Regions from separate parts of the Homo sapiens genome. Here region 1 is linked to region 2. A link is an interaction called in ENCODE POLR2A ChIA-PET data of the cell type or tissue named here. Cell type or tissue: Caco-2. All regions are shown on one strand. Each heading gives the region's core, and the rest is flanking DNA. Links, peaks and the distances in the headings are about the cores only.

What was found. Peaks named below come from ENCODE experiments on the same cell type or tissue, not always from the same donor. Only the 100,000 strongest peaks of a DNase experiment are listed, where the experiment ranks them.
Region 1: POLR2A ChIA-PET joins it to region 2 with 6 read pairs; 4 of 35 experiments call an interaction of 5 or more read pairs at or near these places.

What each region holds. Positions count from the first base shown.
Region 1 is chr16:10,566,203-10,571,574 of GRCh38, reverse strand. The region is part of intron 1 of EMP2 (epithelial membrane protein 2); the gene reads left to right. Among named protein-coding and RNA genes, the nearest start is that of EMP2, 12 kb to the left of the region's middle. In Caco-2, for the core only: CTCF peaks have their summits at 4,451 and 4,650; no DNase peak of the experiment used is centred there.
Region 2 is chr16:10,620,261-10,625,632 of GRCh38, reverse strand. No RefSeq gene overlaps it. Among named protein-coding and RNA genes, the nearest start is that of EMP2, 42 kb to the right of the region's middle. RefSeq lists an enhancer at 3,684-4,385. In Caco-2, for the core only: no CTCF peak of the experiment used is centred there; DNase peaks (open chromatin) are centred at 912, 3,032, 3,482 and 3,882; H3K4me3 peaks cover 368 bases.

The DNA of each region.
Region 1 (5,372 bases), core at 138-5,137, 54 kb after region 2:
TTTCAACTGCTCCTAAGCAAAAACCAGGCCTTACATGATCTGACTCAGAGGTCCTTGGCTGACTGACCTTCCGAATCTCCTGGGGAATCTGGATAGAATGCTGATTTCCTGTCCCCACCTGAAAGTAATGATATCAGAATCTCTGGAGGCAGGGGCCAGGGCACAGGGGTTTAAGGTGCCCCCAGTGTGGTTGGTGGTGAGACGTACTGGTCTAACCCCTTCTCTGGACTCATCACTCTCCCCTGTTGCTTTCTCCTCTAGCCCACTCTTTTTTCTTAGTTCCTGCAACTCTTTTTTTTTTTTTTTTTTTTTTTTTTTTGAGACGGAGTCTTGCTCTGTCACCAGGCTGGAGTGCAGTGGCGCGATCTCAGCTCACTGCAGCCGCCGACTCCCTGGTTCAAGCGATTCTCCTGCCTAAGCCTCCAAAGTAGCTGGGACTACAGGTGCACACCACCACGCCCAGCTAATTTTTGTATTTTTAGTAGAGGCAGGGTTTCACCGTGTTGGCCAGGCTGGTTTCTATCTCTTGACCTCATGATCCACCCGCCTCAGCCTCCCAAAGTGCTGGGATTACAGGCATGAGCCACCGGCCCCTGCCAGTTCCTGCAACTCTTAATCCTCTCTCACCACTGCTTCTACCTGCTCTTTCCCTCGCCCTTCTTCTTCTTCCACATTGCCTTCCTCTTTCTGTCCAGCTAATTCTTTATCCTTTAAGACCTTTAAGACTCATACCAGGCCAGGCATGGTGGCTCATGCCTATAATCCCAGCACTTTGGAAGGCCGAGGCAGGAGGATCGCTTCAGGCCAGGAGTTTGAGACCAGCCTGGGCAACATAGTGAGACCCCATCTCTACAAAAAAATAAAATAAAAATTAGCCAGCCAGATGTGGTAGCTCATGCCTGTAATCCCAGCACTTTGGGAGGCCGAGGTGGGTGGATCACTTGAAGTTAGGAGTTCGAGACCAGCCTGGCCAATGTAAAGAAACCCTGTTTCTACTAAAAATACAAAAATTAGCCAGGTGTGGTGGCACATGCCTGTAGTCCCAGCTACTTGGGAGGCTGAGGCAGGAGAATTGCTTGAATTCAAGAGGCAGACGTGACGGTGAGTTGAGATCACGCCACTGCATTCAAGCTCTGGGTGACGGGGCAAGACTCTGTCTCAAAAAATAAAATAAAATAAACATTAGCTGGGTGTGGTGGTGTGCACCTGTCGTCCTAGGTACTCCAGAGGCTAAGGTGGGAGGATTGCTTGAGGCTAGGAATTCAAGGCTACAGTGAGCTGTGATTGCACCACTGCACTCCAGCCTGGGTGACAGAGTGAGACTCTGTCTTTAAAAAAAAAAAAAAAAAAGCCACCATTTTTTCAGGGACACTTTCTAGCCCTAAGTTAAGTCAGGTTTTCTCCTCTGCCATTAGTTCTGATGGTATTTGTTTAAGCCCAGCAAGAGCTGGCAGGCACAGGGACCATCGCTTCCTATCTGATAGTTCACCAGGGCACCCCGGTAACCATCGCGATGTATCCCCAGTGTCTCAGCAGACCCAGGGGAGGAGTGGGAGAAGGGAGGCTTGGGTGAGCATTGAAGGGGAGGCTGCAAGGGCAGGGGGTTTGGAAGCCCTGAGAAGTCACTAGGGTCAGGGCGGCTGCTCCCTCTCCCTCCTGCAGTTGGCTCTGTCTGGAGCCACATCAGGCCCGAGTGGCATGATCAGCATCCGTTTATACCAGTGTGACATGGGGTCACATTCTTCCCAGACCAGAGCCTGAGAGAGGCTTAATCATCGACACACCCAGAGTGGGGTCTGCATGCACGCAGGCATTTGGAAATGACTCCTGTAGCATACAGGCGATGTTAAAGACTGTATTATGCTCGTGTTCATTTCAGTGTATTACTTAAATGTCCCTTGGCAAGTGATGCTGATTTTCCATTTACAGCGTAATGCATGTTTAAAAATGAATCGGGCTGGGTGTGGTGGCTCATGCCTGTAAACTCAGCACTTTGGGAGGTTGAGGTGAGAGGATCACTTGAGCCCAGGAGTTCAAGACTAGTTCAAGGAACATAGGGAGACCCCCATCTGTACAAAAAATAAAAAAATTACCCAGGTATGGTGGCATGCACCTGTAGGAGGCTGAGGCAAAAGGATCACCTGAGCCCAGGAGGTCAAGGCTGCAGCAAGCTGTGATCATGCCACTGCATTCCAGCCTGGGCAGCAGAGCGAGACCCTGTTTTAAAAACAAAAAACAAAACAGAATAAATATTTTAAAAATGAATCAATTTAAGCTTAATGTGTTTTAAGGAAAACTGTTGAATAGTGAGTAGAACAGGTGGTGCACCCACAGAAATGATCACAGTGGTGTGATTGACACTGAGGGCCTACCCAGGTCCCATTTGCTGGATCATGTACTCATCACCTCCAGCTGTCATGAGTGCAGGCTTCGAATGAATTTCTTCTTGGTTTCACCCAAGAGTATACCTTAGAAAATTCCTAGCACAGCTGGGCGCGGTGGCTCACGCCTGTAATCCCAACCCTTTGGGAGGCCAAGGTGGGTGGATCACCTGAGGTCAGGAGTTCTAGACCAGCCTGGCCAACATGGCGAAACCCCATCTCTACTAAAAATACAAAAAATTAGCCTGGCGTGGTGGCAGGCGCATGTAATCCCAGCTACTCAGGAGGCTGAGGCAGAAGAATTGCTTGAACCCGGGAGGCAGAGGTTGCAGTGAGCCGACATTGCGCCACTGTACTCCAGCTTGGGTGACACGAGTGAAATTCCATCTCAAAAAAAAAAAAAAAAAAAAAAAGAAAATCCTAGCACAAGAATCCACACCCCTCCCTTTGCTTCTAGGTAACTGGACCTAAGGCAGTGATGCTCAGGGAATGCAGCTTTAATCCGACCGTCCTCTTGGTCTCTGTCGGAGGAACTGTGGGCCCAGTGAGCAGGTGCCACTTGCCCCAGGTTACCCTGTGACACCCTGGCAGGGCCAGTTGGAGGAAACAAAAGATAAAGATGTACCAACGACTTTTCTTCAATCACTGGTGTGTTAGTGGGACAGGATTTGCCACTCTAGCAGCAGGGTCTTGGTGTTGGGAAAATAAGTCTGTTCTTTTTCCCAGGAGGCATCGTGAAAAAAGCATTTAGTTCTCTCTCTGGAACCAAGCAATCTGAGAGGCACCTGTGAATACACATGTAAATATATAATAATACATAAATATATACATATATAAAATACATATATTGGTGTATATGCTATACTTGACCTCAATTCACCAGGAACGTGAGGCAGCTGGTGCTTTGAATGTTTTCATTTAAGGACCAAGGGAAGTGGTTTGCAAACCTTGCTGTTTATTGGAATCACTGGGCATCTTTTAGCACCTATTGGTGGGGGCTGTCCCCAGAGGTTCTGATTTAATTGGTTTAGAGTAAAGCCCCAATGGTGTGCCCTTCTACTTCCTGCAGCCTGATTTTTCTGCAGCCCTGGTATTGCTGTAAATTGATCATGGCTAAGCCTTTGCTGTGTTTTCTGTGTCTGTCTTCCTTTATTCTATAGCTCTGGGCTTCCTGAGGCAAGACGGTGGTGAAGGGTATGAGTGTTCCACTCCCAGCTCTGCCACTTACTGGGGGTGTGACCTTTGACAAGCTACCTAACCTCGCTACCCCTCCGTTTTCTCATCTATAAAATGGGGATTGCAGTGAACCCAAGCAGACAATATTCTGGTGGAGACTATCTCCAATGCCTCAATTCTTCCATTTCCCCCTTGCTTTAGTGGTATTTCATGCTGCTCACAGCGGGAGTCCATGTACAACCCTGGGAGGATGTGAATCAAGGAGAGCTTTGGTTTGCTGTATGAGGGTGTTACGGCCCTGGCAGTCCTCTTTGGGGAAACCCGAGTCTCTCCACTTTGCCTTTTCCTCAGGGGGTCTTAGGGCTCCTAGAGAACCAGTGTCCCATCCTGCTAAAGCCCCACCTTGGACTTGACCCTCCACACCTGGCCTTACCTTGAGCTTCCTGGCCCTCCCTGGGCTGTGGAACGAATGCCTGGCTCACCCACCTTGGTGTGTTCCAGAGCCTGGTCTAAGCCCCTGCTCCCCCTGCCCCAAGCATCCTCATTGTGTTTTTACCACAGTTTGCAAGCAGATCATGAGCCATGGAATTATTCATGCTCCCTGCCCTCAGAGGAGTCAGAGAGCTGGAGGCCATGGGGCTGCCAAGGGGAAGAGAATGCTATATTGTCATCTCAAGGCTTGAGGCTTCTTGGCGAGACCTGGAGTGGGGAGGAAAACACTCTTGAAAACAGCATCCCTCACTCCACTGATAATGACTTAATATCTGCTGTGGACCAGGCACTGTGCTGGGCACGGGGACAGAGCAGTGATGAGACCGACATAAATCCCTGCCCGCTGGGAGCTTCCATTCCAGACAGCAAGACAGAAAAAAGAAGTGCACAGCGATACATAAGAAAATGGCAGATAATGTTTAGTGCTTCAAGAGCTGAAGGCAGGCAGATCACGTAGACTAGAAAAGTTGGGGAGGCTTCTCTGCTGACTTAGGAGTTGGGGCTGAATGAAGAGAAGAAGTCAATTACACCAAGATCTAAGAACATTCCAGAAAGAGGGATACGCACATGCAAAGGTCCACTACTCTGAGGGGTGGGAGGTGAGCTTGGTTTGTTGGGGACAAAGAAGGGGCACTGGTTTGAGGCATGAAACCAACCTGACAGTTTTTTTTTAGCTCTCTGTGAGGGCCGCCACCTTGTGGTCCATGTCTTTCTGTCCTCCCACAGTGCCTGCAAAGAGCCTCGCATGCTCTGTGTACTCAGCGAACACACTGATGGACAGGTAGTCACCTGTGAAAATGGTGACACACACGCCCCACCTCTTGGGGCATTCAGAGAAGTGGAGAACTGACTTCGTGGTTGGAGACCACTGAAGACAGAACTGGAATCAGTGGAAGAGAGATCCCTGTTTAATGCTGTTTTCTGCACAGTGGGATTCATGATGCTGGGGTGATTTTAGATAGCTCTGTCATCACATGACATTAAATCACTGGTGGGAAAGCGATTCCCTTTTCAGTTCTCTTTCAGTTCTTCTGATTTCATCAAGGGGGGAGTCTTAGCTGAGGCTAAGGTGTTTAGTGCCTCTTTAACTCTAGTTTCCCCTCTTTAACTTAGAGCAGGTCTGCAGCTTAGTTCCTATGGCAGGCAACAGCCTTGAACCAGAATTTGTGAACTTTAGGGGCAGGGGGTATTTGTTTTCACAATTAATTTCTATTTATGGCAAATGATGCTGATTTTCCATTCCCAGGGATCCAAAAGATTTCTTTTTAAAATACATTTATTTATGTTAGAAAGTGGGTTAAGGACAATTATGAAGGAAAATCT
Region 2 (5,372 bases), core at 52-5,051:
AAGCATTTCTCCTGCCTCAGCCTCCCAAGTAGCTGGGACTACAGGTGCCCGCCACCACGCCTGACTAACTTTTTGTATTTTTAGTAGAGACAGGGTTTCACTGTGTTAGCCAGGATGGTCTCGATCTCTTGACCTCAAGATCCGCTTGCCTCGGCCTCCCAAAATGCTAGATTACAGCCATGAGCCACTGCACCCAGCCAGGCCTCTGTTTCTTAATATACCTCTTCTGTAGGGGATTTCACTCCTTCCCCTCTTTTTTTTTTTTTTTTCTTCTTTTTTGAGATGGAGTTTCATTCTTGTCACCCAGGCTGGAGTGCAATGGCATAATCTCGGCTCACTGCAACCTTTGCCTCCCTGGGTTCAAGCGATTCTCCTGCCTCAGCCTCCCGAGTAGCTGGAACTGCAGGCGCACACCACTGTGCCAAGCTAATTTTTTGTATTTTTTAGCAGAGACAGGGTTTCACCATGTTGGCCAGGCTGGTCTCGAACTCCTGATCTCAGGCGATCTGCCCACCCCGGCCTCCTAAAGTGCTGGGATTACAGGCATGAGCCCAGCGTGCCTTCCCCTCCTTTTAATCCCATTCATCCCCCCACTGACTCCCAAACTTCTGGCTTCTAAATCCAGGCTCCTGAACTCAGCTCCTGACGACATTTCTAGCTTTACTCGCCCAGCTCCAGGCCACGCTCTGTTCCTCCCTCAGTAAATGCCCCACCAGCCGATCCTCAACCTTGAACTCATCCTTGATTCCTCTCTTTCTCCCACACCCCACATTTAATTCATCAGCAAGTCAGGTGCATACTACCTTCCTAATCTTTCCTGAAATTGGCCACTGCTCGCCTTCTCTTCTGTTACCATCTGAGGTAAGCACCTATTATGTCTCCTGGGCAACGTGGGCAACAGGTACAGTGGGGAATGCAGATGAGTCAACTTGGACTGTGACCCCCCCAGGCGCTTACAGGTGCTACGAGGAGTCACAGGGCCTATACACCACCAGATGCAGCTACATTTGGGCAGACGGGGGCCAGTGATCTTTCAGGAAAAATCAAGTTTGAAGTCAGGCACTTGAGTTGGGAAGGTCCCTGCACTTCAGTGAGCCTCAGTCACCTTGTCTGTATATAATGGTTCCCCCACCGTGAGGATGTCTAGGAAAACCTCAGCATTATTGGGACAGAATGCTTGAGCCCATCTGAGCACCAAAATATGGGTAGAAAAAAATAATAGATCTCCAACACGTTTTAAGCTATTATTGAAATGTTCGTGGATGCCATTGGGTTCAACCAATACATTATTGAATTGATACTGGCCTTCTGTTGTTATAGATTTTCTTTGACAAATCCTGAAAATATAAAGAAGGAGGCCACCTAATCTCATGTGGAGAGAGATTAGGTGGCCTCCTTCTGTCTTAATCTCTCCTCTTCTGTCATTATTTAAAAGAGGTGGTGGGATGACACCATGGTCAAGAGCAGAACCCTCCCTCCCTCCCTTCCTTCTTTCCTTCCTTCCTTCCTTCCTTTCTTTGTTCTTGAGACAGGGTTTTGCCATGTTGCGTAAGCTCCTCTTGAACTCCTGGCCTCAAGAGATCCTCCCGCCTCAGTCTCCCAAAGCACTGGGATGTCAGGTGCTAGCCACTGATCCTGGCATGAGCAGAACTTAACAACTAGATCTAATTTGACTCCACTCCTCACTAGCTGTGTTGCCCTGGGAAAGTCACTGAGTCACTGATCTCAGTTTCCCTATCTGTCAGAGGGGGCCAATATTCATTTCTCCCATTCATGGGTGACTGTGAGGACTAAGTTTGGATGATAGGACTAATACCTCCCATATCTAAGGGGTATTCAGTAATATATTAAGAATAACAGCTCATATTTATTGAGGATTTGCTCTGTGCCAGGCAATTTTAAAAGTACCATCTCATTTTAATTATCACTGAGCCCTGAAACATGGAAATGGAAATTAAGGCACAGAGAGGTTAAGAAACTTACCCATAGCCACACAGTCTCCTTATCTATATAATGGTCCCCCTAAGTGAGGATTTGCAAATAATAAATGACTGATACAGGATTTAAGTCCACTTATGAGAATCCAGGGTCTGAACTACTACTGACCACAGCTTCCCAAATAAAGAAAAAACTATTGTTTAGGGTGGACCCACAGACCAAAAAGGGTCAGGCAAAGGCCAAGCCCCACAGGGGCATCTAAAAGAGCAGAGGACCCCACAGTCTTGCTCTCAGAGGGGCTGATTTGATTAAACGTGTCTCCATTCTCTGGAGAAGAGAGTAATGATAACAATAACAATTGTAGGCCAAGGTGGGAGGATTGCTTGAGGCCAGGACTTCGAGACCAGCCTGGACAACATAGCAAGACCCCATCTCTACAAAAAAAATTCACTGGGCACGGTGGTGTGCACCTGTGGTCCCAGTTAGTTGGGAGGCTGAGGCAGGAGAATCACTTGAGTCCAGGAGTTCAAGGCTGCAATGAGCCAGGTTGGTGCCACTGCACTCCAGCCTGGAAGACTGAGCAAGACCCTATTTCTAAAACAACAACAAACAAAACAACAACAACAACTGGTGCTAACAGCTTGAATGCTTGGGAGATAGACGCCAAGTGCTCTATCTAATCCCCGTGCTCAACCCCGCTTTACAGATAAGGAAACTGAGGCACAGCGAGTCTAGGTCCCTTGCCCACAGTTACACAGCTAGGATGGGTTGGCCCTGGCCTTCAGCGCTTATGCACCCACCACCCAGGTGGCCCCCCACTGGTGCTTCTGCCCCCGCTTCTCTACTCCCAGCCAGTGTCAGTGACAAGGCACTGCCTGGGAGGGAGGCGGCTGCATTTTTTGCCTGGTCCAGAAATGTCAGTGCGTCACTGTCACACAAAGTCCTGGCTGTTGGCTCCTGTGATTCCCAAGGCACTCTAAACAAGTGTCCCTGCTCCCAGGGTGAGGGGTGGGGGGCGGAGCAGGAATGGGAGACAGGTTTAAAGCACACAATTAAAATTCCTAAGGGGCGATATGGAGTCTTATTCCACATGCAGAACATTCTTGGTCTCCATATGGCACAGGGGGCTGGGCTATAAGCCTCTTGCCGCACCTTCTCCCATCCCATGTGACCCCAGACTAGCTCCCCGGTGGAATTCTCTGTGTCTCCGAGACAGCTGGCCCCTCCCTCCCCACCCCCACCCAGCAAGGCTGCTTGGGATTCCTGGCGCTCCTCCGGGGGCAGGCACGGGTGTGGGCACCCATGGGCCGCAGAACCCTGGACAGCCTGAGTTGGGGATATCCGAGGGGCTGCTGGCCCAGGCCCCATGCCTGGTAGGTCAGCACCTGGCAGTGTGTGTGTGTGTGTGCTGGGAGTGGGTGTCTGCAGCCGCCCCTGCTGGGCCCTGGGTTGTTGGTGGTCTCGGAAGATAAGGGAGACCCATCAGCTGAGGGTGTGAATGAGAGAGACCTGCCTTCCCCAGGGGTGTGGGCCTCCTCTCCTGATAAGGGGCTGCCTTTAGGAGCTGAGAGCAGATAAGAGGCTGTCCTTATCCACGAACTGAACGGCAGATCAGGGAGGACCAGGGCGAGGCAAGGCAGGCAGGACACTGGGAGTGCAAAATCTAAGAAGTCTTCACTTTGGGTCACTTCAAGTTTTTTTTTTTTTTCTTTTCTTACTTTATTTTTATTTTTTGAGACAGGGTTTTACTGTGTCCCCCAGGCTGGAGTGTAGTGGCGTGATCTCAGCTCACTGCAACCTCTGCCTCCCAGGTTCAAGCCATTCTCATGCCTCAGCCTCCCAAGTATCTGGGACTACAGGCCCATGCTACCACACCCGGCTAATTTTTGTATTCTTTGTAGAGACAGGGTTTCACCATGTTGCCTAGGCTGGTCTTTGAACTCCTGAGATCAAGTGATCCACCTGCCTCGGACTCCCAAAGTGCTGGGATTACAGGTGTGAGCCACTGAGCCTGGCCTTTTTTTTTTTTTTTTTTTTTTTCCCAGACAGGGTCTCACTGTGTCACCCAGGCTAGAGTGCAGTGGTGTGATCATGGCTCACTGCAGCCTCCAACTCCTGGATTCAAGCAATTCCCTGCTCTCAGCCTCCAGAGTAGCTGGGACTACAGGGCTACAGGCACACACCACCCTATCCAACTAATTTTGTTTATTTCTTGTAGAGACACGGTCTCACTGTGTTGCCTAAGCTGGTCTGCAACTCCTGGCCTCAAGCGATCCTCCTAAAGAGCCTCCCGAAGTGCTGGGATTACAGGTGTGAGCCATGATGCCTGGCCTCACTTCACTCTTGATTATCTGGGGGAAGGCACTGGGGAGCAACTGCCCAAGGGTACATGGTCTCCGGTTGGCAATGAAAATGTTTTAGAACTAGATAGAGCTGATGAACATTGTGAATTCACTGTGAATACTCCTGAATGCTTTAAAATAGTTTCTATTTCATCTTGATTTTTTTGTTTGTTTGTTTGTTTTTTGTTGAGACAGAGTCTCTCTCTGTCGCCCAGGCTGGAGTGCAGTGGTGCGATCTCAGCTCACTGCAACCTCCGCCTCCCAGGTTCAAGCGATTCCCCTGCCTCAGCCTCCTGATTACAGGCGCCCGCCACCATGCCCAGCTAATTTTTGTATTTTTGGTAGAGACGGGGTTTCACCATGTTAGTCAGACTGGTCTCGAACTTCTTGGCCTCGTGATCTGCCTGCCTCGGCCTCCCAAAGTGCTGGGATTCCAGGCGTGAGCCACCGCGCCCGGCCTTCACCTTGATTTTTTAAGAAAGAGAAAGGGTCAGTTATGGCTGGTGCAGCCCATTCTCTTCCTTCCTCCAACCTTATTCTTGAACCTTTCTAAGGAAATTTCTGCATGGAAATTTCCATTAGATACAAGAAAACTTAGTGATTAAAAATTTGGAAAATATCTTGAAAATTTATGTAATAAATCAATCTATATACACATAAGGAGGACCTGCTCTCATGGCCCTTCAACTATAGGGTCTGCATTGGCACAAACCCATGGACCTCATCACATTTTACGCCTCCCTTGGCTCACCTTAGTCCCGACTCAGGCCCCTGTCACCTCTTAAGGGTGCTCTGTGCTTTTGCATCCTGTCACCCTATGTCTGTCCCAGCACAGATGACAGCTTTTCACCCTTTTTATGGGTCAGCGCTTGAGTTTAAAGCACCCACTCTTAGTCTGAAGCCCCTCTGCCTGGATTTAAATCCGAGTTCTTCAGCTCCCCCTGTGGGTGCCTCTGCCACTCACTCACACGCTCCAAGCCTTGGTTTTCTCATCTGTAAAATGGGGCCAATGACAATAGTCTCTACTCATAAGGGCTTACTTAGCAAGGGTTATTTGAATGTATATGAGGTCGGGGCCACAGAGACTGGCAC